4 separate regions of the Mus musculus genome follow, and all the other regions are linked to region 1. A link is a loop called in an ENCODE intact Hi-C map of the cell type or tissue named here. Cell type or tissue: left cerebral cortex. All regions are shown on one strand. Each heading gives the region's core, and the rest is flanking DNA. Links, peaks and the distances in the headings are about the cores only.

Region 1 (7,970 bases), core at 1-5,000:
ACACTTGAGACTACTGCTACCACTTACTCAGGCTCTTCTTTAAACTTAGTTATTAAATCAAGAAAAGTCAAGAGTATGAATCCTTTAAATCTTACTTTTCACTTCACAAATTTCCAATTAGAGTTAAAAAGATAGTTCATTACTGTACCTAATCTGCATTTATTCTAACAGTTTGACTACAGATGTACTTATTTCTTCTATAGGCTAAGGACCACTTACGTTGAGCTAAACTCTTCAATTAAATGAAAACTGTATTTCAACATGATGAAGTACTAGACTCTATACCTTAATTATATACAATGTTTCATAGCTGCAATGATTTCAAAATGGTACTGAAAATTTCAAGGAAAAAATTTTGAAAAGGGGGGGGTTCAAGAGATGGCTCAGAACTAATTAATGCAGCTTTTTTTAAAAAAAGATTTTATTTATTTTTTTGTATGTGAGTACACTAGCTATCTTCAGACACACCAAAAGAAACGTCAGATCTCATTACAGATGGTTGTGAGCCACCATGTGGTTGCTGGGAATTGAACTCAGGACCTGTGGAAGAGCAGTAAGTGCTCTTAGCCACTGAGCCATCTCTCCAGCTCTAATGCAGCTTTTAAATGTCCATTACAGGTGGCTCACAACCATCTGTAATGAGATCTGACACCCTCTTCTGGTGTGTCTGAAGATAGCTAGTGTACTAACATACATAAAATAAATAAAATTTTTTTTAAAAGCTGCATGAATTAGTTAACTTCAGCTTCACGTAAGGAAAGCACGTACAGTCCAACGTTCATATTTTACAGACTAAGAAATCTTTCTCGAGGTCACAAAAACTGTATGCTAAGACTAGACTCCTGACCAACCATGTCCAATGCCAGCCACTTCCACTGCTTGACTTACGTTACTCACTAGCATTCAAAAATAATGTTAACTATTTTTGAAACAAAATTTGTGTGTGTGTGAACACACACATACACACACACACACACACATATATATATATATATTTATATATATATAAATGTGTGTGTGTGTGTGTGTGTGAGCACACCAAGTAGTTCATATACAAGTCAGAGGACAATGTCTACCATGTGGGCTCTGGCAACTGAAACTGTAGGTTTTCAGGCGTTAGCAAGCACTCTTCCCCACTGAGCCATCCATCTCTCCTGCCAACTGCTTTAAGAATCTTTCCAAGACACTTAAGAGTCATTTTATAGTGTTGCACAAACAACCAAGGCTTTTGGCAAAAGAACCAAGGCCTTTGGCAAAACATCTTTTGTAACATTCCTATTTCTAAATCTTACAATATTTGATTATGATCTTAAGAATCTCTAAGAAAATCATCTCCTATATTCATACTTCCAAGTTATATTCTGAGGATCTCAAAAAGCTTGACAGAAAAATCCAAATAACTGCAAGGAACCAATGCTGACCTTGACCAGAAGGCCAAGAACCAGCTGTGTCCGTAAAGTGACAACAAGAAAAAAAGACTCCTTTAAAAAAAAGATATGGTCAAATTTATCCATCACATTTTACTTTTCTAATTATCCGAATTTTTACATAAAAATTCCCACTGGGCCAGTGAGGTGGCTCAGGTGGTGAATGTCTGCCAGGACTCACAGGATGGAAGTAGCTGTGTCCTTTGACCTCCACACTCGCCTGCATGCTCCAAAGCACACAACACAAATGAATGTAATTTTTTATTATTATTACTCAAACAGGAGCTGAAGAAAGAGCTCATCCAAAAAGCACACAGTGCTCTTGCAAAGACAGCCCAAGAGCTTGACTCCCAGCACTCGAATCTGGTGAGTCGCAATGAAACTACCTGTAACTCTACCTCTAAGGAACACTAAAACCTTACTAGGCTGCCATGGGTACTTGTTATGAACCCATACATGTAACTTTTTTTTTATTTAAGCTAGACCAACAAAAATTCGAACTTTAGAAAGATAAGCGGCTTCTGATTAAAAAGGGTTGGAACACCTTAATTTTTGGAAGGTGTGCATAACTTCGTCAACTTCTGCTAAGATTTGATCTCAAATGTATTAAGTGTTTAAATAATATCTTAAGTCGTCAAGACCGTTTAAAGGCCCCCAAAAGAGTCAAAACCGTTCGGATTGGTTTGTTTCCTTAAAGTCTCCATGGAACTGAAGTTGTGGGTTGCGCTGTCCACATTCCTCCAGCCTCCAGCTAAACGTTTCTGATAAAGGAGGACTCGAGGAATGTGTGACTGAATTCCCACAGCTCTGCATTCATTTCCTTCTGTGGGGGACAAACTTGAAGTACATTATGAATGAAGAACTCTCGTCATCTGAACGCCTTTTATTTGACAGCAGGGACAGACACACACACACACACTTAGATCACCGGCCCACTCATTTCTGTAACAAGAAAACTTATCTTGGCCATTGCCTGGCCTGAATGAACCCCATGCCCACAAAGCCTTTTCTATAGAAAGATATTAAACTAGCGAGGGCTAAACTACGGGGAGAGCACGAGGGCGCAATTTGTCATTGCATCGCGGTTCCCACGGAGACGAGGCCACGAGAGCCTTCCCGTTATGGTTGCCCAGCGTGAGGATGATGCGGGTCGGGGAGGCCGGGTCCCCAGCACAGCCTCGGAGCCGGAGTTGCTCAACTAACAAAGAGCGGATCCCGCCGAGGGCGCGCGGCGCAGCCTCCCGGAGCGGAAGCGACACCCGCCCGCCCCCGCCGCCCCCACCCCGCTACCCTCCCCAAGTTCAGGGCCCGGACTCCGGGAGGCCCGGCACCCCAAGCCCACCCAAAGCCGGCATTCGGGATTCGGGGATCGTGGGCAATAAAGGAAAGAATCAGTCCGAGTCGCCAGCTACGCGCTCGGCGTGCACGCAGCGGCAAAGGCGGCCAGGCCGAACCCCCGCCGCCGGGCCCTGCTGGAGGGACGCGGCGCGGCGCCGCGCTTTGTTACCGTGGACAGGGGCATGCTCCGAGGGCCACCGCCGCTGCCACCTTCGTCGCCGCCGCTCCCTCCCTCATCGCCGTCGCCTTCGTCGCCTTCTTCTCCACCTTCGCCTTCCTCGCCGTCGCCGCCGCCGCCGCTGCCTCCGTCTCCGTCGCCTCCGTCGCCGCCGCCGCTGTCGCTATCGCTCCCCGCCTGAGGCGTCGCTTCCTGGCGATTCTCGCTCTCCTCGGCCGAGTAGACGATCTCTCCCTCCTCGGTCTTGAGGCGCTTGGCCTGGCTCTCGAACTCCCGGTCCTCCTCGTACGTCTCCTCCTTGGGGGAGGAGGAGGAGGAGGAGGACATGGCGGCGGCGGTGGAGACGGCGCGGGAGACGGGCCTCAGATGTCGCTGATCGGTCCCCGCCGCGGGCTGCGCCTCCTCGGCGCGGGTCTGAGCTGGCCCGGCGTCCTCCGCGGCGCGCTCCAGGAGCCCGTGACTGAGAAGGGAGCGCGGGCTGAGGGGACGCTTCCCTTTATCTCTCAGCCAGCCTCCAGCCTCTCCCTCCGCCAGCTTCGCGGCTCCCAGCCCCGGGGGGGACGCGAAAGTAAGGATGGGGCCGGGCCGTGGCTTCCGGTCTTCCCTCCTCCCTGATCCGCTCCCCGCCGCTCAGGCGGAGCCTCCACCCCGCCTTGACTGCCGCCGGGCGGGATGGGATCCAGGGCCCGAGAGTTTCCGCCCCCTTGCCGAACTTCCGCCTCCTATTGGAAGAGCGAAAGTCGATCTGGCTTCCAATTGGCTGGAAGAACTGCTCGTCAGAATCCCAGCCTGGACTCTCGCTGGGCTCCGGTCGGGACCGTGCAACGCCCGCTGCGCGCGGTTCCGCAGCGGTTGCAGCCCCGTGGCGGTTAGCGCTGTTAGGCCCTGGCCGCCGCTGAGATACCGGGTGAATGTGAGGAGCCGGCGATGCGTTCGGCAGAGTCGGGGCTGTGGGTGTTAACCGCCTTCCCGCTAATTTGAATGCTTTTCTTCTTCATTTTAAAAAGATGAGGGAGACCTGGAGAATCTTTAAAAAGATGAGGGAAACCTGGAGAATCTCCGCGCACCTAACCACACACAGCCCCCGAAAGCGCGTGGACTCTGCGCCACTAACTAAACAGAACAACCGTTAGCTGTTACTGACTGTGGCGAGCCAGCGAGATGATGCACACAGGTCTGCGCAGGGCATAGGTGACCTGCAAACCGGACCTATTGCTGCAGACATACCTATCCAAGTCCCTGCTGCAGTTACATATTCTCAACCTTCCTCTAAAACCCCTATTCTCACTGTTCTGAATGATCGTCTTCATTTTCCAAAATAGGAAACTCTCACAATCCTGTTCGTTTCCAGCCCACAACTCACTTCCTCTGTGAAGCCTAAAGACTGTTTTAAGGTTTTTAGCTGTTTCTATTTGCAAAAGGCCTTTGAATAACTAAAGGTGTTGTTTTAAAACAAAACAAAACTGGACGTGCTTAAGGGCAGGTACTGTGTTCATTTTTATAATCTAGTTCCAGTACAGTTCACCCCAACCCAATCCACCCCCGAATGGATTTCAGTGACCAACTTACTGGGTTGAAATTATGGTGTCTAGCTAGCAAGAAACCCACCGCGCCCTAAGTGCCCTGTTACTTTAAGCCTTGGAAAACTAAGATTCGTTCTGCGCACTTGTTTTGAACCTCTTCCTTTCCCAGTTGTGGGTTGTTCCCTCCTCTAGCCTGTTTTTTTTCCCCCAAAGGCATTTCTTCCCCCAGAAAGATGTGTGATCGTTCTTTTAACATATGTTGCTTTCTCCTTTATACTTTGCGTCGCTTGTCATTTTAGAATCCTAAGGAATCTAAGCGTTTCTGCAAACTGTACCACTGTGTGTGAGAGAGAGAGAGAGGCCGCTTGCAGAACTGAAAATTAGAAATATGTCTTTAAAATTAAGATAAGACTGACGTGTACCGAAGAAATATCAAAGAAGGAATTGCAGAGCTGGGGACAGATAAGGAAACGTCCTGAGCGAGAGCAACTGCATCCGCAGTCAGAAAAACACTGCACCAGTTTTGCCCAAAAGTTTTTGTCTGAGTCAGATGCTCCATACAAATTGACAGTGCAAAAGTTTCTGTGCAAGAAAGTTCAGGTACAAAAGTTTTAAAAGCTAAGATCTAAAAGGCGTAGGTTTAGGGCTGGAGAGGTGGCTCAGCAGAGGCGGTGCAGCCCTCAGGGAAGCATAGGAGCTTCCCGGTGCTCTTCCTAGGGATCCGATGCTCTCCCTTCTGACACCTTCATAGTCACCATGTCACTGAGCAGTGTTCTGCAGGGACTGTCAAGATGGCCGCACCTGTCAAAATGGTGGCATCAGTTAAAACAAAGTGGGTGGGGGGAAAAAGCACCAATCACTGAGCAGGAAAACCAGCCAATCCCTGAACTCCCTAAGATCAAGACTTGAAATCCTACCAATCCTGACTCTGGAAGTCTCCACCCTCCTAAGAAATCCTCTATGTGCCTGCCTTTTGTCCAATCCCCGGCTGTCCTCTCCCCAGGAGCAAAGAGGGCAGCCACCTCTGGACTCCTCTCTCCTCCCCCTGGATTCGACCTTCCAATAAATGTCTTTTATGAGATGTGCTTCCTGCTATGACTCTTTCATCGGAAGAGGGCAAGAAACAAGAGAACAAGGGAAGGATGCAAAGAAGCAGAGTGTGGCTGGCTGGGACTCCTGAGCCCCTCAGGTCAGCACGGGAGATGCTTCTCTAAGAGCTGCACTGCCTCTGCTGACTTCCTCTCAGCTGTGTGGTTCCTGAGCTCCTGTTTCTAGGGATGCCCTTTCACTGGGCTGCCTTCTCCCCTCAGAGCTGTGTGGTTCCTGGTCTATCTGAGCAGGAAGGCCAACACACCACGCATCCATGTTGTACACAGACATACATCCAGGCAAAACACAGATAAAATAAATGAATACATCTAAAAAATAAGTTTAAAAGCCTAGTTATCTTTAGCCTTTCTGTCCTTATTTATGTATGTATGTGAATATGTAGGTATTTATTTTGTAGGAGCCTTAACTGGCCTGTAACTTTGTAGTTCAGTCCCTGCCTCCCTAGTCCTGGGATTAAAGCAAGCAGTACTAGTCCTCTCTTTGCCCATTTTATAGTAGTTTCAGTATCAAAGACCAGGAAAGAAGGATAAATTAATTATAGCTTGTTTGCCAGAGAAATTTTCTTCTGGTGAAGTGTATAGTTCCCAACATATTTTTATTTCAAATCGTGGAGAGCTGGAAATGAAGCCACTGGCATGTGGTGGGCCCTGGGCTTGAGTGCCCAGACTACATTTTTTTTTTTTTTTAATTAAAGATGGCAATGTAGAATTGGGAAATTAAATGTTTTGATTGTTTTTCTTTAAGATGGTTGTGCATGCCTTAATCCTAGCACTCAGGAGCCAGTGGCAGGCAGATCTCCTTGAATTCAAGGCCAACCTGGTCTAAATTCCAGGACAGCCAGAGCTATGTAGAAAGACCCTGTCTCAAACAAAATAAGATAGAGTTTATTGTTTTAGAGAGTTTGACTACTTAAATATACTGTGCTGTCCTCAAACACACAATCTTCCTTGCTTTGCCTGTTAACTACCATGCCTGGCTGTTTTGGATTTGCATACAAAAGGTGAATTTAACAAATTATATTCACGTAGGTTTATTGGGATTTATGTAAATTTTCTAAATACTTGTTAAAACATTTTCAATTTTCAAAGCCCTTAAAGCCAAATTAAAATGCAGTTCTCATGCTAAATAGAAGTTACCTTTAAAAATTATAGTAAATTCTATAGCTGCAATTTACTGTTGGGGGTGAATTAAATTTCCATATACAAATTAAAATGGTTAATCTATAATCTATTCACACTTCCCAGAATTATACTGTTGGTATAAATTAGAGAATGAATTACTATCAAGATAAGCAACTATAAATTAGGTCTACATGTTCATTGTAGTAACATCACAGTCATTAAATCATTTTCATTAATAAGTAGCCCTGGCTCTGGAATCTGACTCCTTGGGTTCCAGTCCTAGAGAGAGAGCCAGGTTCATTTTTGTGTGTGTTTTCTTTTTCTTGTTTTTGTTTTTGTTTTTGAGATAAAGTTTCTCTGTGTAGCCTTGGCTATCCTAGAACTCATTATGTAAACCAGGCTGGCCTTGAACCCAGAGAGATCAGCCTGCCTCTGCCTCCTAAGTGCTGGAATTAAAGGCGTAGGCCACCACTGCCTAGCTAAGAACCATGTTCTTAACTGCACCTCTAGAGCAGGATTTTTGTTTTGTCTTATGCTTGTCTGAAACTGCTTAATTACAGAATGGACAGAGACATAATAATGCCTCTGATAAAGAGTTTGTGACAGAATTTAACAACATGACCCTTTCAGTAGTTAGCACATGGAATGGCATATAAGTGGTGATCATTATTGCATGTGAATAATTATATAAATATACACACACACATGCTTGTATCACTCAGGTATGTACTTGATTGTAAGGTTTAAAAATTGGGGTCAAATTGTCCAAATTTAATTGTAATGCCCTCATTTGGGAGACTGAGGCATGATCTCATGTTTGAGGCCAACCCTTCGCTACTACAAACACAGAGTCCCTGTCACAGAATGCATACAAACCAAGTGAGAATGCAAGAACAACCTCCTAGCTTTCTAGCATCCTTATCACCTAGAATGTCTTTATTGTTCACATAGGTAGCAATGAGATTTAAAAGTGTAAGCAACATTTGGGGATGTGCTATGAAGGACTTTATGTTTCCCCAGACCTGCCCTAGTCCAAGAAGTCTAGTGTGAATGCTGTATCCCCATGGAGCTGAGGCAGTGGAAATTCTTGGGTGCTGCCTACCCTCCTCAACATTAGCCTAATTAGAGACTTGGAAAAGCATCCCAAAGCCTAATACATAAGTGATTCCAGACATTCATGGCCTTGAAGAAGAAGTTACTCCTGACTTTCTTGTCATTTCTGGCTACCAAGCACTGTATAATTTTTTTAGTCTCATGTCATTCAAATCATGTA
Region 2 (7,970 bases), core at 1,267-6,266, 65 kb after region 1:
GGTTGATGAAATTAGGTTGACTTGAACCACAAAGAACTCTACCTCTTGTGGACTTGGTGGAGTCTCCCCAGTATTCCTGGGTTTTAGATATAGGTAGTTTTCCTCTGAACCTAAATATAACAAATTCGAGTTTTGGGGGGATTGGGTTTTTTTGTTTTTGTTTTTTTTTTTAGAGTGTGTGTGTGTGTGTGTGTGTGTGTGTGTGTGTATGGTGTGTGGTGTGTGTGAAAATATCGAGTCTGGTATCTGTTGCAAGACAGTTTCTTCTACATGTGACACCCATGAAATCTTGACAAATGACTGCCTAAGTTAGACCTGCATAATGATAGCACCAGTTGACATGTTAATGTGGATGAGAACTATTTTAGAAGGCCTCTGATGTGTCTATAAAAAGATAAAGAGATATAAGGGGATACTTTCTATGGGGGGTGTGAGGTATGGGGGAAGGGATGTCTCAACGGGCCATGCCAAGGCATCCCTTCTCCCTGAGGGGCCAGCCACACCATGGTATAGTATAGAATAGAGTTTACTCAGGGCATGGAGAGGGGAGTTTAGAGGGTAGCAGAGGGGGGGAGAGAGAGAGAGAGAGAGAAGAGGAGAGGAGAGGAGAGGAGAGGAGAGGAGAGGAGAGGAGAAGAGAAGAGAAGAGAAGAGAAGAGAAGAGAAGAGAAGAGAAGAGAAGAGAAGAGAAGAGAAGAGAAGAGAAGAGAAGAGAAGTAGAGGTCGGGGTACCATTCTTTGTGGAGAGAGGGGGAAGGGAATGGGGAAGGGAGGCAGGAAGGGAAAAGTCCAAGAGGGCAAGAGAGAAGCAAGAGAGCAAGAGGCAAGAGAGAGGAGGGGCAAGCAGCCCCTTTTATAGTGGATCGGCCTACCTGACTGTTGCCAGGTAACTGTGGGGCAGAGCATACCTGGCTATTGCCAGGTAACAGTGGGGTGGAGCTTAGACAGAATGCTAACAGCCTCATCCCTAGATGAAGAGCTACAGGCAACCAATCAATGGGTGCTAAAGGAGGAGAATCAGCTTCTGCAGGGAGAGCATCCCTAATAAATGACCCAGTCCCAAGTGATCAGCCCTAAATACATGTCCACACAAACAACAGTAACTAGACTCGGTAGGTTACGTACATATAATGTATATATGTGACTAATAATTTTAAAAGCTGAAGCCATGAATTTGTGAGAGAGTGAGGGACATGGGAAGGGTTAGGGGAAGTTGAAGGGGCGGGAATAACATAAATCTAATACTTATGTATGAAGTGCTCCAAAAATTAAGATAATAAAATTGAGTCTTGTAATGAATGAGTCCTGTGTGACAGGAGGCGTGCCAACAATAAACAGCGCAGGAGCCTGGACTTTGTGGGGGGAGGGAGGGGGAGGAGGAGGGGAAGAAAGAGAAGGAGAGAGAGAAAACAGGGAACAGATCAACCTGGTGGAAGAGTACCGCCTCCGGTGTCTTTCCAGATAGACTAAGAGTTTCCTATTGCAGCTGCCTGTCAATAGCTTAAGGCTTCAGAGTCACCTTTGTGAGTTCTGGAGCTGAGGTCCTGGGTGCAGTACATCCTGAAGTTTTTGTATCATGAAGAACCCAGGGTCCATGAGCTCACATATCCTCAGGCCTCTGGCTTGTTTAGAGGACTATGCCCCCACTGAAAAGGAGCAAGCCTTATTCTTTGTTTTTTTTGTTTTGTTTTGTTTTGTTTTTTGTTTTTTGTTTTTCAAGACAGGGTTTCTCTGTGTAGTCCTGGCTGTCCTGGAACTCACTCTGTAGACCAGGCTGGCCTCGAACTCAGAAATCCACCTGCCTCTGCCTCCCAAGTGCTGGGATTAAAGGCATGCGCCACCACTGCCGGACTCAAGCCTTATTCTTTAACTGTTCAGCCTGGCACCTTTGCTAAGGTTTGGTCTGTTGCTATGCATTGTAATGCTAAATTCTATACCTGAAGGTCTAGGCCTGCCAGTGACTTCTCCTGTTTATAAGCTTTTGTTGTGCAAACTTTGTTCCTTGATTTTAAACTATTGGTTAAATAAAATTGGCTACAGGCAATTATTGGAGGAGTTAGCGGTAGTGAGGCTGGAGGAGGAAGAACAAGGAAGACAGAGGAAGCCACCATTAGAGGAGGTGGACCGTGAACACATGGCCAGGAGAAACAGCCTGGGGTACACCGCTGGGGAGGTAGCCAGGCCAGCAGTTAGAAGAGTAGATTAGGGGTTAAACCCCTCTTTCCCCAGAAATTGTCAAAACCAAATAAAATAACCACAGTCTGAGTTTCATTTTGTAAGGATCCTTGATTTGTTGAAGAATGATATCCCAACTCAAATAGTACATAAACACAATATATAATAGTGTTTGTTAGGCCGGGCGTGGTGGCGCACGCCTTTAATCCCAGCACTCGGGAGGCAGAGGCAGGCGGATTTCTGAGTTCGAGGACAGCCAGGGCTATACAGAGAAACCCTGTCTCGAAAAAGAACCAAAAAAAAAAAAAATAGTGTTTGTTAAATAACACTAGTGTTATATATAATAGTATATAAAACACAAAGTGTTTTATTCTGCAGAAGTTAAGTCCAGTGTGCTGGGGGCTCCCATTACCAAGATAGAGTGTTGTGGGATGCCCTGGTACTATTTGTATTCTAATGTTAACTCTGCTTCCTCAAGAGGGGCTGCCCCTAAGAGGAGGAGATCATATACTCAGGTAATTTCATGTGAACATTCTCCCTGTTTTAACTAGTCAAGTAAAGGCTACAGCCTGTGATTGGTCCCTGGAAGGGAAAGGTGGGGCTAGAGGTTTTAGAGAGTTGGAGAAGAGCAGGGATGAGGGAGGAAGAAGACAGAGCAAGAGGATGTGGAAGGAAGATGGAGCAGAACCACATGGCACAGAGAAGCCACAAGTGGCAAGGGAATCTCAGCTGGGGAATAGAGTAGTGTAGTGGTAATCTGCCCAATTTAGGCATGCAGCTTATACATTTTGTAACTGAGTTATGTTTTTGCTTGGGCTTATTGGGGTTGGAGATTTACCACAATAGAGACACCGTGAAGTGAGCTTGCAGGCTTGAGCTATTGCACCTTAGAGGAATTCCAGGGGAAGTGACCTCTATCTTAATCTGTTGAGTCCATCTCTCGGGACATTCCAGAACCATTAATGGGGCACGGGGTCTGGAAACTGCTGCTGACCCATTTTCCTTGCCTCGGGCCATGTGGCTTGGGCAGCTTCTGATAGCTCGGCAGTTTCTAACTAGCTGTCTGAAGCCTGGTTTTTGTTTGTTTGTTTGGTTGGTTGGTTGGTTGGTTTGGTTTGGTTTTCTGGTAACTGACTTGCTTGGGCTTGCCTGGACTTTCCCAGCTCTTAGGCATAGTCCTGAACTGCCAATCTGAAGCCTGTCATGGAATCAGCCCAGCCTTCTTAATTTATTTGTAAACTAGTTGGGGATGAGTTTGAATTGGTTGTATTACACACCTCTGCTCTGGTTGAGAAAGAAGCTAAGTAACTCTTCTTACAAAAATATCACCACAGTCTGTACTATTTAACTTAACCCCCAGGATTTATCCAAAAAGCAAAATTAAATAGCTGGTAGTATTTAACAATGGTTCATTCCTCCATTGCTGCTTTGATGTTGACCTCCTTGCAGACAGTGATCATGAACACTGCTGTCGATTAAGGCTCTGCATGTAGAATAATGATGTGAGGTTAAGAAAATGGACTGTTTGGTTAAAAAAGGAGCAAGGTTTGCAGCTCACACAAGGTAGTCTTGTTTACCATTCTAAATACTTCAAAGCCACAGGGAAAGAAAATCAAGACCCGTACCCTGTACATCTTAGGGAAATATGGTACACTTCATGCGCCAAGTTAAGCAATAGGAACGTCTCTGGTTACACTTGGTGCTAGCCACCCAAGGTGTCTTTCTTCCCTTGGCAGCATGAGCTTGGCAGAACACTGAGAACTGGAGGCTGAGAAATAAAAACTGTGGTCTTCCCACTCACAGAAGAGGGTTCTCAGGCATCGTTGCTAGCACAGTGTTGTTGAAAGGGCCTGTGTATAAGTCAGGCACACACGGTAAGTGGGCTGAGGAGACTTGCAGAGTCTGTAAGAGTGTGTGATGAGCAGTGTACAAGAGTGCCTTTGGGTTATTGTGTGAGGGGACGCACAGTCTGTAATTTGACTTGTTTGGGTCTTTTTGATATTAGATATTGTACTTTAATAAAGCCTGCTGCAAGCTCTTTTTCTTTCCTATCAGAGTTTCCCGAATTTCGAGAGGGATAATTGAGGCTTTGTAGCATGAATGCTTAAGATTCCTTCATATTTCACAGTCAGAAACGAGTGAGACAGTTGTTTATTGGCATTTGATTACAGGAACATGAGCTCAGTTCTCCTGTTTTTCTAACCACAGATGCGTTTCCACCCTCACCGTGTCTAAATCAAGACCAGAAATACAGATAGACTGAGTTATACACGTCTTTAGGCTCCCAGACCTCTTCTTCCTAGAGCCAGAATCCATCTAGAGCTGTAGATTAAGCAATGAAAGACTGAGGTATTTTAATCTCATGATCTTACTGAGGATCCTAATAACACTTTCCTAATCCTAGGCCAACAAAGGAGAAACGTCAGACTTAGCCATCAAACCTTCAGTTTCTTTAAATCTAGTCCCAGATAATCCACACCAGAATGGCCCAAGAGATGATGAAAAGTAGGTAAAGGAGCGGGCCTCCAAGCCTGCCCACCAGATGTGTTTCTTCAGAGCCCATTAGGGACAAGAGAGAACCTTTTCAGAAAGGAGGAAAGGAGAGAAAGAGAGAGAGAGAGAGAGAGAGAGAGAGAGAGAGAGAGAGAGAGAGAGGAGAGAGAGAGAGAGAGAGAGAGAGAGAGAGAGAGAGAGAGAGAGAGAGAGAGAGAGAGAGAGAGAGAGAGAGAGAGAGAGAGAAGAGGAGAGGAGAGAGAGAGACTTTTTTTGACCCCCTAAAGATGCCTTACGCGCGCGCACCTGCGCAAAATAAAGTTGGTTCGTTTTAAACTACATGCCCCAAGATGCAATTGCAATTTTCTTAAAGACTACTATTCCCGACATGCACTGCAGTCAGGGTTAGAGAAGGAAAAGACCAGCAAACTCAACTGGAAAGTTTGCTTCTCAGTTACCTCGGATAAAGGAAAAATTTTAAAAAGGCATCGGAGCATTTTCCCCGACCCCAGGAGTGGTCAACTGTTTAAATCCAGGCAATAAAGGGGAGGAGTTAGTCTGAGTTCCTCCCCTTCTCCCGGGAACTTTATCTTTCCAAACGTGATCCAGGCTAGAGTTTGAACAGCAAGGAGAAGCTGCACACCCTGAACTTTCCCAATGGTTTCGGTGACCAGAACCGTGTTTGGAGAGCTGCCCTCGGGGGGAGGGACAGTGGAGAAATTCCAGCTTCGGTCAGACCAGCTGAGTGTGGACATCATCTCATGGGGCTGCACGATCACTGCTCTGCAGGTCAAAGACAGGCAGGGGAAAGCCTCAGACGTGGTGCTTGGCTTTGCGGAATTGGAAGGTGGGTCGCGTCCTGCCCAGGACTGCTAAACGGTTTGGCCTGTCAAACAGGCCCGCACACACTCCTGATCCTGTGTACACTGGGTTCTTCCAGTCACTCACGGGACCTGACTGAGGTCCCCAAGCTTGGAGCAGTCTTACTTGGAAGCGCGTGAACGGGCTCATGTAAGCCACTTAACAGGATTTTGAGGTTGGAAAAAAAAACCGGATCTAATCCAAATAGCTGTAGGACTTGGCCCCCCTTAGTCAGACTTTGTCACTGTTCACGAGGAAGTCAGCTGAGAAAGACCAACTCCCTGGAATGAGCTTAGAACTGTGGGGCACAGGGCGGTTTGCATGTATTCCTCGCTTGTGGTTTTCTGAGGAATGAAAATCAAAGACGGACGGGCGCCTGCTACTATCTCCCTTCTTTCTCTTGTCAAATCTTCTCTGAGGGCTCCTTGAGCAGAAATGCTTTAGAATTTAGGACTGATGTAAACCCATCAGATTGCTTGGCTGTTGTGGTCAATGTAGGTAGGGCACAATGTCCTTCATCTGCTCAGAAACATGTTCTCAATGAAAGGGGTAGAAATAAGGCCTCCTAAGACGTGGACATAGTCATCAGGATCAGCTGCGCAATTCGCAGCATGTCTTTTTGTTTTTGTTTGTCTGTTTTGTTTGTGTTTGTGGGGTTTTTTTGTTTTGTTTTGTTTTGTTTTGTTTTAAATGGACAGGGCCTCGTTCTGCCTAAGCTGTCCTGGAGCAAGAGCCAGCCGTTTCATCTTGATCCACGCATAGGTTTTATCTTAATTTATGCATTTACAGCTCTGTTAATGCAGTGGACTCAACAAGATAGACAAAGGTCATTTTCAACTTGCAGTTTACGGAGGGGGGGGGAGGGCGGGGCGCGGAGCTCAGACTTTAGCTCAATAGTTACATAATTAAATCATTGGATTGCGGTTTGATTTGCAGCAGGAGAAAAAATTATATCTTGCCATTCCTTAGCATTGCACGTAACCAGACAGAAAACAAACCCTGAAGTAAAATGGGCAAATGGAAAGAGAATGAATTCGCTCTGCTCAGTAATGGGTGTAAACAAACTTTGTACCACAAAAGGGGATTTGAGGTTTTCCTTGTGGTTCCTTTTCTACCTAACTGGTTCTTCATATGTTTAACCTGGCTCTTCATTTGGGATCAACAGGAAAACCCTGTCTTATTTACTTTTTTTTTTTTACTTGTCCCTTAGGCAATTAATGTGCCCCCCCCCCATCTTGTCAAAACGCATTATAAGAGGATTGCTGAGTTTTATGTTCTCTTCTTGGCTGGCTGTCTTTATGTCTTTGTTGTCCTGGAGCCTCCACAGCCCTGAAGATTATTATTTTTCCCCCAGCAGAATTTCTTTGGTAACTTAATTGAGAAGGCTGTTTGTTATAAGAGACAGGCTGGTGGGAAGGTGTGGAGACTTGGCTCCTCATTCTATATTCAGACAGGTGATGGAGAAAGTTTTAGAAACTACAGAGTCACTCCTCTATGCTAGGAAAATAGCCCCTTTGTGGGCTGAAATAAAATCGCCAAGAGATTATTTACAGTGGAGTGGAGGGGGAATCTGATATGAGGCCTAGAACTCCAGAACCAGGAAGAGATTAGAGGTAGCAGGTGGGAACCTGCTCTTTTCATCTGTCTCTGCCTCACTGGGCATGCAGAGGGGCACAACCCACCACCCTACAGCGACCAGAGACATACCAACCACCCTCACTCCAGGCCACTTTCAGTTTGGAGGTAAGAGTCCGGGAGACCTGAGCTAAAATCTCAAGATGTCTTTGAAGTCATTATGAAATGTGAGCTGAGGTGACATCCCACCCAGGTAGCACCAGTTTTCCTTACAGGCACGGAAGTAATAATTGTGAAGCTATTCATTGTCGTCCGGGTGCCTGTTGGAGGCTTAGTGAACAGATTATCCTATTCACAAAAACTCTAGACAAAAGGCGCCAACTCTTAGGCCTTTACTAGCGCCCCAGCCGGTCTCTTGTTGAGCTACCTGGTGACTGAGAAGGCTCTGGAGCCTGGAGCCGTGGCTCTCACTCTGTGAGTCTAGACTCCTTTGTGGGTTCCATGTCAGATAACCTATATGTCACATATTTAAATTATGATTAAATGTAGTAGCAAAATTACAGTTATGAAGTAGCAACGGAATAATTTTGTGCTGGGGAGGGGTGGTCACCATAACATGAGAGATTATCTTAAAGGGTCCCAGCCTTAGGAAGGTTGAGCATCGCCAGCCTATGGCTTCACCCAATCAAAGCTTTTAAAATCTTCTTGGTGCTGTGTGAAGACGGACATTTTCATTCCTGTGCTGTGATTTGAATACTGAAAAGCTACTTTAAAAGGCGAGAAAGCACCATTGCATACACTAGCAAGATTTTGTTGAAAGGACCCAGATGTAGCTGTCTCTTGTGAGACTATGCCGGGGCCTAGCA
Region 3 (7,970 bases), core at 1,028-6,027, 87 kb after region 1:
CTACAGAGCACAGGCCAGCCAGACCACTCCAGTTAATCTGACCAACCATTCTTATTTCAACCTAGCAGGCCAGGTAAGTGAACTTATTCTCTCCTACTGTAACCAGAGTGCTAGAACGATGACCAAGGGGTGTGGCTGGAGAGACCAGCCCATCTTGGAGATGAACTTATGCTCTTGGTGATCAAGAGGGCCCAGCGTAGTATCTGGCTTTAAATAGATGTTCAGTAAAACTCCCTCGTCTTAGAGGATGAGGGAGTGAAATGTCATCCTGCCAAGAGAGTGAGGCAGCTGTCTCCGACGCTGACAAGTGACTAGTGTTTTCACGAATTCCCTTTCATCTTGTTGACATTTGCTCTCCTTGTTCTTCTGCTTCCTCTGGAATTCCTCCCATCTTGGCATTAGAAATGAGCTTGTTTGCCTCAGCCCCTCTAAAAATGCCAGAGGTAGTGTGTGTGTGCCGGCTGTGCATCCTGCAGCCTCTCCCAGGACTTCTGGTTGTCAGTCTTGTCCTGTGTGGTAGATTCAGTGACAAGGGCATTGGGCTTGCATTTAGAAGACCTGGCTTTTAGATGATGAGACACAGTCTCAGTTTCAAAATAGTAGCTAACTTTGTCGGTGGCACTTTATAAAGTTGTGGGTAAAAATATTGAAACCATCCTAGTAGCAGGACCCTGAATGATTATCGGAGAGTTGTGTAGAACCACTTGATAGTCTCTTCCCTCAGTTAGCAACCCCCTGCAAGCTGAATCATGACCTCCTAATTGTTTAGCCTGTTAAAGAGGCTGTCCCATGGTTCAATAAGATGTGGAGCCAAACTGCAGATTCTATCTCTATGACTTCCTCCTCATCTCAGGAAATCAGCTTATCTGATCACTTCAATCACACTGGCACTATTTCCTGCGAGCTGGTGGTCATGACCAGCTGGCAATGGCTTCCATTTTCACCCTTTATTGGTTTTTGCTGCTGGAAGTTTCCTAAAATAGCAGGTAACTGGTTCTTACAGAATCTCCAAATTTCAGAATAACAAATACGACTCTTTTTCATCTTTGATTTTCATCAACCAGTTCTTGGTTGTTGTTTTTGTTTGTTTGTTTTTGTTTTCCAGGAGGGTTTCATTTCATAGATGTTGTTCAGGGTCCTGCTACTAGGATGGTTTCAATATTTTTACCCACAACTTCATAAAGTGCTGCCAACAAAGTTTAGCTACTATTTTGAAACTGAGACCATGTCTTGTAATCTAAAAGCTCAGGTCTTCTAAATGCAAGTCCAGGCTGGTCTGGGACTCACAGCCATCCTCCTGCCTCAGTTTCTCAGATGTTTGGGTTACAGGTGTGAGCCTCCATCCCCATCTTCTAGATTTAATGAATAGAATTTTCTATTTATTATTTCTGTTGGGGACCTCAGGTGGGGGTGGGGAAATCCTGTTTCTCAGAGAATGGAAAAGTCATGAAGGCTGCAGGTGGCTTTTGCTTTTCTCTTTCTGTCCCAGCCTATGCCTATTGCAAAACTCAGGGAACATGTTTTCTATTGAGACTTTGCCTAAAGAGTCATGAAAACACATCAGGGAGGGTTTGAGATGGAAAGCAAGCAGCGTGGTCCCGGTGTGACTCCGTAGATGTGCCTGCCGTCAAGGACCCAGTTTCTTCCATCTATCCTTTTTCCTTTTGTCTTAGTTACTTTTTATTACTCTGGAAAGATACCATGGCCAAGGCAACTTGTAGAAGAAAGAGTCTGTTGGGGGTTGGGGCACAGTTTCAGAAGGTGAGTCCATGGCCATCGTGACTGGGAGCATGGCAGCAGCCATGTAGACATGGCCCGGGTCCACCAGCAGAAAGCAGAAGGCAAGAACCAACTGGGAACAGTTATGACTTTGGAAACCTCAAAGCCCACCTCCTGTAGTAACACCTCCTCCAACAAGGCTGCAGCTCCTTATCCTTCCCAAACAGTTCTCCGAACTCGGACCCAAGCATTCAAGGCTATGTGTCTATGTGGGCCATTCTCATCTAGAGCACCGCCCCTTCCTTGCTGTTTAGGCTTTTTGTTCTCAGACTTGCTCTCTTGTAGTCACAGAATGGCTGCGTAGCCCCAGAAGTCTCATCCTTGTATACACATCTCCACAGATAAAACAGGACTTCTTCCCTTGCGCATCCGTACTATTCCTTTCCTAAGAACAACAGAACATTGTCCAGCAGCATCCCCACAGGATTTGCTCCGCTCATCAGCCAAAAGTGTGGCCCATGCCCTACCTAACCCAACTGCGAGGGCTCCTCTTATCTGAGTATATTAACTAGCCTACATTGGTCAGCAAGTCTAGTTTCTTCCGGGAGAAAGGGAGACAATGGAGAGGAGTTGCTGTGTCTCTCCGGTAGAAATCTCTTGTCTGTTCCCTCCTGCAAGCGTTGTTAGGAGATGAATTAGGCAGTAGTCATATCGCTATATCCAAAGGTCTTTAAGGACCACGCTAGTCATAATGGACTAAGCGTGCAAATGGTATAATGACAACAAGCAACAGTCAAAGGAAATTACCAGGAAAAAAAAAATGAATTCAGAGATCAGTTTCAAGGTCTGTGTGGGAACCAGTGTTTCGTGACAAGTTTTCATCAGCCTGGGAAGGAACTGATTCTGATAGTAATCTTCCACCAGTCTAGACCACTGCATTTTCCAAACCAGAAGACACAGAAGAAATGCGTTTCCTTCTCTTTAGTGAAGAACTGTCTGGGCTGTTCAGAGAACAGGCTCCCGATACAATTGCCTCTCCTTGCCCTTCATCTCGGACACATCCATTTATTTGCTGTATGGTTTTTATGTTGGTTTTCTTCCTGCCTTCGTGCTTAATGAAAGAAAGAAAAAGCCAGTCAAGGAAATTCTGTAGCAGCTTTGCCAGTCGTGAAAGCAAGTGGGGATAAGGCACATGTTCATCCGCGGGAGAAGTGTGTAAAGTCAGGCAGTGCTATAGGACCAAGCCACTGATCTGGCGAACTTGGGCACACTCAAGAGCATTGCGTTGTGAAGTAGGAGGAAGCCACCGAAGAATGCCCACTGAGGGGTGCCATTCCTGTGAAGTTCCAGAACGGAAGAAATCAGTCCGTAGCCATAGAAACCAAAACCGTGCTCTGGTTATAAGTAGGGATGTTATCTCTTTTGATGGAGTGGCAGCCGAGAGGCGTGCTCCCGGAAGAAGAGAGTAAAGAGCTGGACACAGGCTGGGCTGGGAGCCAGGCTGGGAGTCCAGAGAGTGGGCGTCTCCACCCGGCTTCCCTTGCTGAGTGAGGTTAGCAGGGCTGCGTCTCTCCAGACTCGTGTTCAGAGGTGGTGGAAGAGGCAGTGAGCTTGGCTCTGTGTTTTGGGACTCTCAGCTCTGTGGAAAGACTGTTGCTCCTGATCTAGTGCCTTTAAGGCTTCATACCCAGTCACCCACGCTAACTCAGCGGCCTCCAGCCTTATAATGAAACCCATTTCTGCTGCGTTAGACACAGTCTCCCGAGTCTCTGAACTCTGGCCTCTCTTCTCAGAGTGACTCATTTGATTGTGCAGCCTTTGTCTTTCGGGATCTGCTGAACTTCACTAAGGGTTTTACACAATTGGTGCTAACATTTTGGGGGGGTGATGATTCTTGGTGGTAGCGGGGGTTCTGTGCTGGTAGGATGTTTGACAGCCTCCTTGGTCTCTTCCAGTTTAGAAGACAGCAAGCAGCGCTGTTTCCAGGCGTTGCAGATGACCCTCTCTAGGGCAAAACCCTTGGTTTCCCTGATTTCTGAGCAATCATAAAGGCGGAAGCCCACACTTGCCTTCTCTTCCCTATTTTCCACTGTGTGGCCCTAAGATACTGAAAAATAAAATTGCTCGTATGTTTGCATATTATAAAAGGATTTTCCAATTTACAAACAGCACATCACCTTAATAACCCGTACCTCAGAAGGGCCCCGGGGAAAAGTGTCTCCCAAAGCAAGTAAGTTTCCAGAGACTTTGTGATTTCCCTAGGGACACCCATCAAGAGCCAGAACTGAGTCAACCCTGGGCCTTCTGACCACTGACCCGGGCTTCCTAGACCAGTTGGTTCCGCCCCAAAGAATAAACTCCCAGAAGCAGGGACTGCAGTTCTGACTCCCTGTTGCATGACAGGGAGTATGTCGTCCTGTGGATAGGAGCTAGGCCAGGGAAGAGTGACAGATGGCTTTCTCTGAACTTGAAGCAGTCCCTGGCTATGCAAGACTTGTGTACCCTCCACCCCCCCCCCCTTCTTTTTATCTTGTATGTGAGAGAGTCGCATGCTAAGGTCACTTTTTTGTGTTGAAAATTGTATTTATGTACATGTACATATAGATACACACATGCTTGCTGAGGACCACGTATGGAGGTCTGAGGACAGCTTACTGGAGTCTATTCTCTCCTTCTACCCTGTGGGTCCTCAGGACAGGCTTGGCAATGAGTTCCTTTACCCACTGAGCCACCTCCACCACTCTACAGTTGTCAATAGCTATATAGAGATTCTCTCTACCTACTCTTAAGTGATCTTATTAATCATAGCCATTGGTCAGCTGTCAATGCTTGAAGACATTTTTGCAGAAGATATAAAGTGAATATGTAAAATAAAACCCAGTAGCCGGGCGTGGTACACAATTTTTGTTTGTTTGTTTGTTTGTTTTATCAAGACAGGGTTTCTCTGTGTAGTCCTGGCTGTCCTAGAACTCACTCTGTAGACCAGGTTGGCCTCAAACTCAGAAATCCTCCTGCCTCTGCCTCCCAAGTGCTGGGATTAAAGGTGTGTGCCACCACTGCCCGGCTGTGGTACATATTTTTAATCCCAGCACTCAGAAGGCAGGGTTGGGTGGATCTCTGTTAGTTTGAGGCCAGCCTGGTCTGCATAGTGAGTTCCAAAACATCAGGACTACTTAGAGAGACCCTTTCTCAATCGTCACCCCGGCCCCAAAAAAGACCCAAGTAGCCCATCTTCTTTTTCTCTTTTCCTATCCAGGGCTCCCCAAATATATATGACCATGAAGTCACCATTGCAGCAGATGCATATTTGCCCGTGGATGAAACTCTGATTCCAACAGGTCAGTGGGTTTAAACTATTCTGTTGTGCAGAACCATGGTTCCCAGCTTCAGAAAGGTTGTTACTGTGTGCTCTGTTCCCATGTTTGCCTTTGCTAGGTGAAGTCCTAGTAAAAGTGGTAGTTTAGTTAACTAGCATGCTAATGTCAGTCTTCTCGATATTTGTACCGCGTTTATACAAGAAGTTAATGGTAAGAGGGGGGTTGATGAAAGGTGTAATACAGATACATTCGTTTTTACCCTCATTGCTGTAAATTCAAAAATTCAAAGTGAAAAAAATCATATGAGAAATGGCTTCACTTTACTGGATATCGGGTCTTACGCTAGGAAAGAGTGTGTGTGTGTGTGTGTGTGTGTGTGTGTGTGTGTGTGTGTTCTCTAACAGTGGCTTTGTGTTTACTCTTGCAAATTTAAAGTCTTTACAAGGGTATTGGGCAGGATGAGTGTCTTAGTTACTGTTCTATTGCCGTGAGGAGACACCATGACCAAGGCAACCTATCAAAGAAAACATTGAATTGGGGGTTTGCTTATGGTTTCAGAGAGTGAGCCCATGACCACCATGATGGACGGAGTAGCAGCAGACAGCCATGGTGCTGCAGTCATAGTGAGAGTTTACCTCTCATCCACTTGGAGCAAGGCAGGGAGCCGGGAGGAAGAAAGGAAGGAAGGAGAGAGGGAAGGAGGGAAGGGGAAGAGAGGGAAGGAAGAAAGGAAGGAGAGAGGGAAGGAGGGAAGGGGAAAAGAGGGAAGGAAGAAAGGAAGGAAGGAGAGAGGGAAGGAAGGAAGGGGAAGAGAGGGAAGGAAGAAAGGAAGGAAGGAGAGAGGGAAGGAGGGAAGGGGAAAAGAGGGAAGGAAGAAAGGAAGGAAGGAGAGAGGGAAGGAGGGAAGGGGGAAGAGAGGGAAGGAAGAAAGGAAGGAAGGAGAGAGGGAAGGAGGGAAGGGGAAAAGAGGGAAGGAAGAAAGGAAGGAAGGAGAGAGGGAAGGAGGGAAGGGGGAAGAGAGGGAAGGAAGAAAGGAAGGAAGGAGAGAGGGAAGGAGGGAAGGGGGAAGAGAGGGAAGGAAGAAAGGAAGGAAGGAGAGAGGGAAGGAGGGAAGGGGAAAAGAGGGAAGGAAGAAAGGAAGGAAGGAGAGAGGGAAGGAGGGAAGGGGGAAGAGAGGGAAGGAAGAAAGGAAGGAAGGAGAGAGGGAAGGAGGGAGGGGAGGAAGAAGGGGGGACAGAGATAGGGAGGGAAAGGGAGGGGAAAGGGAGGGGGCAGTGTGGGCTTTTGGAACCTCAAAGCCTACCCCCAGTGACACACTGCCTCCAACAATACCTCCTAATCTTGCCCAACAAGTTCCACTGACTGGGGATCAAGCCTTCAAAGCTCTGAGCCTATGGGGCCATTGTCATTCAGCCCACTGTAGGAAGGGGAGGGGCCCGTGAGATGGCTTAGTAGGTAAAGGTGCAGACTGTTGCAAGCCCTGAGTTTGGTCTCCGGAACCCACGTAGACATGGGAGGAAAGATCTGATTTCACAAAGTAGTCCTCGGACCTTCACACACAGGCCATGGTTCATGTCCACCCATACGTGTATCAAACATGCACATACATACACAGTAATAAAGTTTAAAGAATTTACAAGGAAAGAAGGTAAGTATAGGGGCCGACATACTGAGCAGTGTTAGCAGCAGGAACTCGATAGGGATGGGAATTTCATAAAGACAGTGGCTGTAAAATTAACTGGAGGCTGTACATGGGCACACACATTTGATCTCTGCACTCAGAAGGTAGAGGCCGGGAGATCTCTGTGTTACAGGCCAGCCGGGCTTCCTAGTGAGGCTCCTTCTCAACAACAACAAACAAACCGAAACTTACCTGGGGAAGATGCTTTCAGAACTCCCGTGTCGCCTGTGGATTCCACACCTTTCATTTTCTGAACTCTGAAAAACATAACTTTTCATTTTCCTTCTCTCCCCTGCCCCACTAGACTGGTCAACGCCTGACCATGGCTTCTCTGACACTCTGAGCTTTTTCTCTGAAGTCCCCACCCTCACCCCCCAGCCATACATTGGGTGTCAACCAGTATTATGAAAGGTGTGACTTTTTCTTATCCTCTTCTTACTTTTAAAAATATGGTTTATTTATTTATCCGTATCCTATGTGTATCTGTGTTTTGGCTATATGCATGTCTGTGTTAGGGTGTCTGATCCCCTAGAGCTGGAGTTTCAGACAGTTGTGACCTGCCATGTGGGGGCTAGGATTTAAACCTGGATCCTCTGGAAGAAGAGTCAATGCTCTTAACCACTGAGCTATCTCTCCAGACCTCTCATCCTCTTCTTCCTGGCAACTGCCAAGATTTACAGCTTGCCTACCCTGTTGTCTTTCTCTAAAATTTGAGTGAAATAGTCCCTAAGTTTAAAAAGAAATAGGTGGCCAGTGGTAGCAGTGGAGCACACCTTTAATCCCAGCACAGGAGGCAGAGGCTTCTGTGAGTTCAAGGACAGCCTGGTCTACAGAGCCAAGTTCCAGGATAGTCAAAGCTACCCAGAGAAATCCTGTCTCAAAACCAGAATAAATAAATAAATGTAAAAAAATGTTTAAATGGAATAATTTTGAGAAGTTTCAATAAATAGGCTAAATTTTTTTTTTTTTTTTGGCATCTCAGCTTTGAATATTATCCTGGTTGCTAAGCTGGATTTAAAGGCTTTTCTTTCTATCCCACTAATGTGTCTTCTCCCGATATTTATGTGGCTCAATAGCTGAGCAGGCATAAGCCGGCCCATCTCGTCCTGGGTGCAGAATTACTGCTTTACAACACTAGAGCAGTGGCTTCTGTTTGTGACTGATAAGGGAGAAGGTAAGCTAAGTAGCTTATAAAAGCTCCTTATGAAATTATGTATTCATCTGTGCACATTCGTGAGTCACCTTATGCATCC
Region 4 (7,970 bases), core at 1,060-6,059, 110 kb after region 1:
CAGGTACTATGTCAGACCTAGAGGAGCAATGTGAAACCATCTGGTTAAGTTCTGCCTACACTGGGACCATGCAACACTGTGTAGCACAGGCTGTGTCCTCAATCAAGAGAGGCTACAGCCACAGAAGGACAGGCAAGGCTGAGGAGATGGCTTGATGGGTAAGAGCACTGGCTGCTCTTCCAGAGGACCCAGGTTCCATTCCCAGCACCCGAGTAGTAGCTCACGACTGTCTGTAATTCTAGTTTCAGGGAATCTGTTGCCCCTTTCTGTCCTCTGCAGGCACTGCACAGATATGATGGTCAGACATACATGCAGGCAGAGCACGTATCTGACCCGCAGACATGCATGCAGACACATAAAAATAAAGCACAAATGAAATTAAAGCCAGGCATGGTGGTACACATCTGTAACCCCAGCACTCTGGAAACTGAGGCAGGAGGATTACTGAAAGTTTGATACATAGCAAATTCAGGGCAGCTCCGGATGCATAATAGCAATAGCCTGTATCTAGATAGGGAGATGATAGATAATGATAGATAGATAGATAGATAGATAGATAGATAGATAGATAGATAGATAGATGATAGGAAAAAGCCTAGCAAGATGGGTGTAGGCATTTGTCACCAAGCCAGATAGCCTGAGTTCGAGCCCTGGAGTCTACATGGTGGAAGGAGAGACCTGACTCTTGACATTTTTCCTCTGAATTCCACATGCTCACTGTGGCATGCATGTGTCTACACTCATATACTCAATGTATATCGCACACATACACACGCACAACCAGCCAAACAACCAAACAAACAAAGCAAGCAGTGGCAGTAAAGCTGCTTGTTCTAGGCCAGGTCTAAACAGTACGCGAAAAGGTCACAGAGGACCCAGGGACCTTTCCTGATGGCAGTGGTGCTTCCCAAGGGGACACATTTCTGAGGACCTTTCCACAGAATGATCCAAGAACAGCTTTGTGAGCCTCCAAAATACCTCCCAAAGCTCCCTGTGTTCCCTGCCAGAAACACATCACCCACTGCTTCAAGACTGGCGAACATAAGCCAGCCTGCTGGAAACTTGGCAGGAAGATAGCGCAGAGGAAAGCACTCGGCCAGGCTCCGTGTGCTTCCTGTGAGAACTGCAGGCTCACGTCATGTGAATTTGTCATGATGGAAGCTATTTGCTAGAGCTCTGATCACTACCCACAGAGTTCTGATTTAACACTCGTGCCTTCCCCTCCTACAGGTCTGACAAGGGTGGGCAGAGCTCCTCAGAGTCCTTTATTCCAAAGAGGATGAATCATTGCAGCAGAGGCTGGGCTTAGTTTACAGAGCAACCTCAGGTTCATATGGTGCCCACTGCCTTCCATACTACCTAAGACTGGGCCGTTCTTAGAGAACGGAGCCCTGGAGGAGCTCCCAGGGAGTAGAAGAATCTAATGGGGGCTCGAGGTGTGGTAGACGTTAATACTTCCAGTGTTAACTGAGCACGGGGGGAGGCTATTTTTGAGAAGTTTTTTAGTGTCTCAGAATCTACAAATAAAGAGAGTGAAGAAGCCAAAGCGTGGAACACTGAAGTAGGATGGACTTTTTAAGTCAGACAAGGCAAGGACTCGAGTGACAAGTTTTTTAAATATATAATTTATTTTTATTTTATTGCACTGATGTTTTGCCTGCATGTTTGTCTGTGTGGAGGTGTCAGAGCTCTTGGAACTAGATATTACAGACAGATGCACTAGAATTACCGCCATGTGGGTATTGGGAATTAAACCAGGATCCTCTGGAAGAGCAGTCAACGCTCTTAACGGCTGAGCTGTCTTTCCAGCCCCGTAGAGTGGAAATTTTAAGCTGTTCACTTGCTGGCTCATGCTCTTCCAGGGTCAGCACCAGAGAACAGGGTTCTGCTTGCACATTAGACCTCATGGAGGTCTTTGGAGTGTTTGAATCCAGGAGACCGACTTCACACCATTGTCAGCTTAGAAATACCGTCTCACAATATTGTAAGAGTGGGGCTTGACTGGAGACAGAGACCAGTTGAAAGCTACTTAATATCCAAGTGAGAATTAAGGGGGACCTAAGGCAGGGGTCAGCTAGAAGAAGGGGATTTTATATTTAGGAGGTAAAATCAGGTGGCTGGGGCTGGAGAGTTAGTTCAATTGAATGCTTATTGACCTGAGTTCCAGCCCCAGAACCCACATACAAACTGGGTGTTAGTAGAACATGCCTATAGACCCCACACTTAGGAGGTAGAGACAGTGGGCTCCCTGGAGCTCTCTGGTCAGCCAGCCTAGACAAATCTGCAAACTGCAGATCAGTGAGAGACCCTGTCTCAAAAAACCAAGATGGGCTGGACGGTGGTGGGAAGATGGCCAGGCAGAGAGCAGAGGAGAATCTGTCCCAGCTAACCCCACCTGATAGCGTGATCAGGGCAGAAGCCAGTTTGTGTCAGAGAGTGTGGGCCTGTGAGCTGTTATCAGCTAAGGTAACTTGAACACAGAATCCTTGAGGCCTGGGGGCTGGGGGTGGGGTCTGTCTATCCTCAACAGCTTATGAGAAAGGGAAGAGGCAGGGAAGAGGGGAGAGGGTGTCACGGAGAGGTTGGGTACCACTCAAGGTAGAAAGGTTTTAAGGGAGAGGGAAACTGACTTGAGAACTGAAATGGTTGTGGGAGAACTTGGGGAATCCAAATGATGAATGTGAATAGCCTCAGTCTGTGAATTTTCTCCTGGTTCTTTCAGAAGTCTGGACAAAGAACGTGGATTGGCCCACAGTTAGGGTTTCTGTCAGATCCAAGGGCAGGAGGTCAGAGTGTTAGACAGGTCAAGAAAGGTCACTAAGCCAGTAGCTTAGGCTGTAGACAATGGGTCTTTCATAAGTATCAAAGGATGTGAAGGATGGTAGGATACATAGTAAGAAAATACGGTGACACCAGGGACCTGGCGGTCTCTGGAGAAGATCAGACCTATCTGGAACCTCACACCTGCGGTACAGCCAGAAGGCATGAAGGCCACAGCTGGGCAGAGAGCCACGGCAGAGTGAACTTCTTAACTAATGGCAAATCCCTGTGTTCAGTGCTGATGGCCATCTAAGATGGAAAAACACTGTCAGGAAATGCCTTATGTGGGTTAACCATGAAGAATTGCCCTCTCATCTGAAAGTGACCTGCGGCTCAGCTCAGCTCTTCCTGCTGTGGATGTCACGTCATATCTGGAAGCGACACCCTCCTTCCTTTGAGTCAGAGTCAAAAAAATCAGAAAGCCCTCAGTGGAGTGAGAAAGAGATTGGGGAGAGCGGGACCCACCCACATGGTATCGGAATGACATCATCAACACAACCAGACAGCAGAGGAAAAGTGCAGAGGAGTGCTGAGACCGAGGGGTCTGTGAAATGTTTCCAAAATGCTACCTCTACAGGAAAGTCCCAAGGTGCTTTTCCTTGTTGGCTGCTGGAATGAAGTAAGAATTCCCACCCAGGGTGTCACCTTTCATTATCATCCTCTTTATGTCGCTTCCTAAAATAATAACTGCCATTCAGGAGATGACTTAACCAAGATGGCTTAATTAGATATCAGACGAATACCTGTGCCCAGGAGCCCCATTACTGCAGGCCTCCTCATGCAAATCTTTCTGGCTATTCCCAACCTGACTAGCTAAAGAGACAGACGTAATTGGAGCAGCTGGGCTGTAAGCACAGCTGGGCCGTCCCCATGGAGACCAGAATTCTGCTCGGGAGTGCTTCCTGTTGCCAGCTTTTCTTCCCTCTATCTTTTTTTTTCCCGTTGTGTAGCAGCGCCTCAGTGCTCAGGTCTGTGCATACCAATCACTGGGGAGGTCGTTAAATACAGATTCTGCCTCCGCATTCTCTGATTGAGCTACTGGGTCCGTGATTCTCACAAGCCCGTAGGTGAGGCATGTTCTGCTGCTGCTGGTGGTCCTTGAGTCTCCTTCCAAGCAGCTATCAACAAAGCTCCAGCTAGCCTGCAGGAGCGTATGTTGCTTTCTCATTTTGGCACCATTTCTCCCCTTCTGTTGCTCTCCCCAGCTCCTCTATGGTCTCCAGTGGACAGTAGCTCCCTGTGTTCTCCCTCCTCCCTCTAGCACGCCATTCGTGGGCTCCATCACTAAACGTGTGTTCCTCAAGTCAGTCTTCAGCTAATGGCTTTCAGCCAGCGGTTTCCTTAAATCAGGCTAGCTGAAAGTTCTATTAAGACACAAATGGGTGGGGATGAAGCTCAGTTGGTTGAATGCCACAGAGCATGAATGAGGTCTCTGGGCCATCCTCGGTACTGCATAAAACCAATCGTGGTGGCCACACCCATGACCTCAGCACAGGTGGTAGAGGCAGGCTTAGAAAAGGTCAGCCTTCTCAGCTGTACAAGCTCAAGGGCAGCCTGGGCGATATGAGACGCTGTCTCAAAATTAAAAGTTTTAAAAGAAAGAAGAAAAAAATAACCCAATATCACAGAGTATTCCGCAAGTCGACACCCAGCTTCGCTGCTTTTGTCTCACACCCCAGTAATCCTGGGGTGTCACAGCTGGAAGGCATCACATCTGGATCCCAGAGCTCAGCAGCAGCTGGGTGTCCCTGGGGAAGGATATCACCTTGCTCATTGTCCACCGGGTCAAAGTATTGAAAAGGCTTTTCATTTTTCTTCCTTTTGGTTTCTCAAGACAGGGTTTCTCTGTTTTAGCCCTGGCTGTCCTGGAACTCAATCTGTGGACCAGGATGGCCTTGAACTCAAGAGATCCACCTCTGCCTCCCGAGTAAGTGTAGCTGGGAGTAAGTGTTTACACCACTACCGCCTGGCTTTTTTTTCTTTTTTTAATATTTATTTAAATTTGGTTCTGGAGAGAGTCTTATTGTATAGTTCCAACTGGCCTTGAACATGCTACTTAAACCAAGCTGGCCTATGCAGGGTGACGGTGGCAAAGGACTTTAATCAGGAGGCAGAAGCAAATAGATCTGAGTCTAAGGCTAACCTGGTCTACAGAGCAAGTTCCAGGACAGCCAGAGCCACACAGGGAGACTCTGTCTTAAAAAACAAAACCAGGCTGGCCCCAAACTTGAAGAGATCTGCCTGTCTCTACCCCGACCCCCCATCCCCGAGTGTGAGGTTAAATATGTATATGCCTGGCACGCTGGTATCACAGATACGCTATACCACATCCTGGCTGTTGTTTTCTTTGCTTACTTATTTTGAAGCTGTCTCATATACCCCAGGCTAGATGACTAGTCTACCAGCTGAGTGCTTCCTAACCCCTGAACAACCCTTTCAAATAAGTATCACCGGGTGCTTCATTTGAGGAAGCTGAGAACTCAGGAGGCACACACGTGGTACACAGACAAACAGACAGGCAAGAGATACCTGTACACAGAAAAATAAAATTCAATTATTAGACTGTTTCAAAAATAAAATTGCAGGCCTGAGGTGGATATAAAAATATATACTTTCTTTTTTTTTTTTTCCAGACAGGGGTTCTCTGTATAACCTCGGCCTGGAATTCAGAGATCCTCTTGCCTCTGCCTCCTGAGTTAAAGACAAGTGCCATCACCACCACCACCTGTCAAATCTGAGGCAGGAAGTTGATAAATTGGAGTTGAAGACAGCCTGTGCTACATACTGACTTATTACCTCAAAAAGTTTTTAAAGTGAGTGGGTGGTGAGATGGCTCAATGGTTGAAAGCACTTGTTGCCTTTGTAGAAGACCCAGGTGTGGCTTCCAGGACCTACATGATGGCTTACAACCATCTGTAACCCCAGTTCCAGGGGATCTGACTGCCCTTTGACCTCCATTGGCACCAGGCACACATGTGGTGCACACATATGGGTGCAAGGAAAACACTTATAGAATAAAAATCTTTTTGACAATTATTTTCTAAAAAAACAATGGTTCAGTCCTGACCACTCCTTCTGTGGAGTCTGCCTGCCGGATGGGAAGCAGGATGCTCCAGGGAACTGGGGTTAACACTCTCAGTGATGATGACTTCTGATACCCACCGAAATCCAGGGGTACGCACCTAGTCTCTGCAGCCCCACTTGGCCCTATTTTGGGAGTTGTCATTAGGAACGAGTCCTGCTTTCTTCAATTCTTCACTGCCCTGCTATTTCTGAAAACTGTTGATTTGCTCACACTGACTGAAGCATCTCCGCCTTTGTGTGTTTGTTGTACGCGCTGATAGAAAAGGGAGGGGTTATAATGTTGCAGGAGGCCCTGGTATGGTATCTGGACTCTTTGCTGAATTGCTGTTAAGAGGAAATCAGCCAGTATACTCCTGACTGGCTCCCTGACCAGTGCCTGGCAATGTAACTGCAGCGTTCCACCTGTGAGTTTTGGCATCCAATAAGGGGAGGGCAGCATGCTCTGTGATACTTCGTTGGATAGGAAGTCTGTCTTCTGTAGCCTGCAGGTCAGGGATCTTAAACAAGGGAGGTGTACCTGGGCTTAGGACGTTCTCGGGGAACTTCTGTGTGTGCACATGCACTGTACTGGAGAGAAACTCTGTAACTCCTCCAGTATTCCTAAGAGAATTCATGACTCGACACACAGTTTAAAACCCATTATTCTAAATGATTAAATAATGAAGACTGAAAAGTGAAAAACAGAACAGAAATATCCTATTCTAAAATGAAACTGGTCATGCTCTGACAGTCTTCTCTCAGCGCATATGTGTGCACACATGTATGTAACAAACAAAACAAGCTAAGTGTGTGCCAAGTAGATGCCCGTATTAGCGCTATCTTATAAATGGGGAAATTGAAGTCTGTGCTAGGGCGGGCAGGGGATGCATGCATGCCACAGCATATATGTACAGCACAATGCTATTAAACACACACACACAGAGAAAGCATACAACTATTTCATTGTGGCCCATTTTTGATCAAGAGTTCATAAGAAGCAAGTTACCATCTACCTCCTTGTTTCTTGTGTCTGTAACTTTCATTTTTTCAAAATCTTTTTTTTTGTTTGTTTGTTTTTTCAAGACAGGGTTTCTCTGTGTAGCCCTGGCTGTCCTGGAACTCACTCTGTAGACCAGGCTGGCCTCGAACTCAGAAATCCGTCTGCCTCTGCCTCCCGAGTGCTGGGATTAAAGGCGTGCGCCACCATGCCTGGCTCAAAACCTGTTTCTGATGATGGTTCTTAAACATCTTAACCTCCCTTTTTAGCCCACCATCCACCAGAGGTAGTGGGGGAAGTGAATCTATTTAGAAAAGTTTTTTGGAGCAACTCCCGTCTGTGTTGTCTGGAAATCAGCAGTTCAGTTCACAGGTCAGCAGTGGCAGATCAATACACTCGCAAACACTTCATGGATACACCAACAGTCCAGTTCAGTAGAGTCAGGATAGCAAACACAAATCAGCAGCAATGGTACTACCTAGCAGAGACAGCCAGACCTCAGCCTCAGCAGGAGACAGTAGGAGGGACCAGGAGGGATGCCAGAAGTTCTCGGCTGTGCCTCTCTCTCTCATCGAATTGAAGATCAGCAAAGACTGGAGACCAACAAGCATTGTACAGCTAGCTCTACCAGCAAGCCTGTTATTGTCCCTGGAGTCTTCTCTCCAAACATCACATGTCCTCCACAGGTCTTACTTAGCATGTACATCTGTCTCAGCTGACATCACTTGGCCAATCAGCCCGAGTCTTCAGAAGCAGCAAGAAACTGTAGCACACAACCAGAAGTGTTGTTTTATTTTATTTTATTTTTTTATTTTTGGCAAGTTTCTCTCTACAGAGTCCTGACAAATTAGCTCAACTCTATAATGTAAGGTGCATGAATACATGTGTGTTGTTAGCAATGAATCTTTTATCACGTGTCCTTTCTCGTGCTTGCTTTAGCAGAGCATCCTCTTTCCTGGATCTGCTTCAGCAAAGACGTTCCTTCACGTGTTTGCCCCAGCAAAACACCATCTAACCGACTTTCCAAAGAACCCTTAAGTCTCCGCTTCATATGTCTTTTACTTACACCCTCAATTGTAAGAGCTCAGAA

What was found. Hi-C counts contacts between places; a loop is a spot of excess contacts. Peaks named below come from ENCODE experiments on the same cell type or tissue, not always from the same donor. Only the 100,000 strongest peaks of a DNase experiment are listed, where the experiment ranks them.
Region 2: it touches region 1 in a loop (2.8-fold over the local background); 15 of 42 quality-filtered maps call a loop at or near these places.
Region 3: a loop joins it to region 1, with 5 times the contacts of the local background. A loop is called at or near these places in 3 of 42 quality-filtered maps.
Region 4: it touches region 1 in a loop (4-fold over the local background); 15 of 42 quality-filtered maps call a loop at or near these places.

What each region holds. Positions count from the first base shown.
Region 1 is chr17:80,058,723-80,066,692 of GRCm38, forward strand. Hnrnpll (heterogeneous nuclear ribonucleoprotein L-like) reads right to left here and starts at 3,546. Exons shown (of 13, transcript NM_144802.4): 1 at 2,935-3,546. The coding sequence starts at 3,270. 4933407O12Rik reads left to right here and starts at 3,500. Exons shown (of 2, transcript XM_006525248.3): 1 at 3,500-3,850; 2 at 3,951-4,740. The coding sequence starts at 3,518. The coding sequence ends at 4,076. In left cerebral cortex, for the core only: CTCF peaks have their summits at 636 (motif pointing left) and 2,886; DNase peaks (open chromatin) are centred at 1,162, 1,675, 2,280, 2,511 and 2 more places; H3K4me3 peaks cover 4,531 bases; H3K27ac peaks cover 2,881 bases.
Region 2 is chr17:80,122,391-80,130,360 of GRCm38, forward strand. It overlaps Galm (galactose mutarotase), which reads left to right and starts at 5,081. Exons shown (of 7, transcript NM_176963.4): 1 at 5,081-5,515. The coding sequence starts at 5,326. In left cerebral cortex, for the core only: no CTCF peak of the experiment used is centred there; DNase peaks (open chromatin) are centred at 3,979, 4,351, 4,612 and 5,030; H3K4me3 peaks cover 1,063 bases; H3K27ac peaks cover 1,639 bases.
Region 3 is chr17:80,145,114-80,153,083 of GRCm38, forward strand. It overlaps Galm (galactose mutarotase), which reads left to right. Exons shown (of 7, transcript NM_176963.4): 3 at 1-73; 4 at 4,976-5,057. Among named protein-coding and RNA genes, the nearest start is that of Galm, 22 kb to the left of the region's middle. In left cerebral cortex, for the core only: a CTCF peak has its summit at 3,067; a DNase peak (open chromatin) is centred at 3,164; H3K4me3 peaks cover 711 bases; H3K27ac peaks cover 860 bases.
Region 4 is chr17:80,164,842-80,172,811 of GRCm38, forward strand. All of the region lies in intron 4 of Galm (galactose mutarotase), which reads left to right. Among named protein-coding and RNA genes, the nearest start is that of Gm51284, 26 kb to the right of the region's middle. In left cerebral cortex, for the core only: a CTCF peak has its summit at 1,089; DNase peaks (open chromatin) are centred at 1,131, 1,657, 3,282 and 3,773; H3K4me3 peaks cover 774 bases; H3K27ac peaks cover 3,398 bases.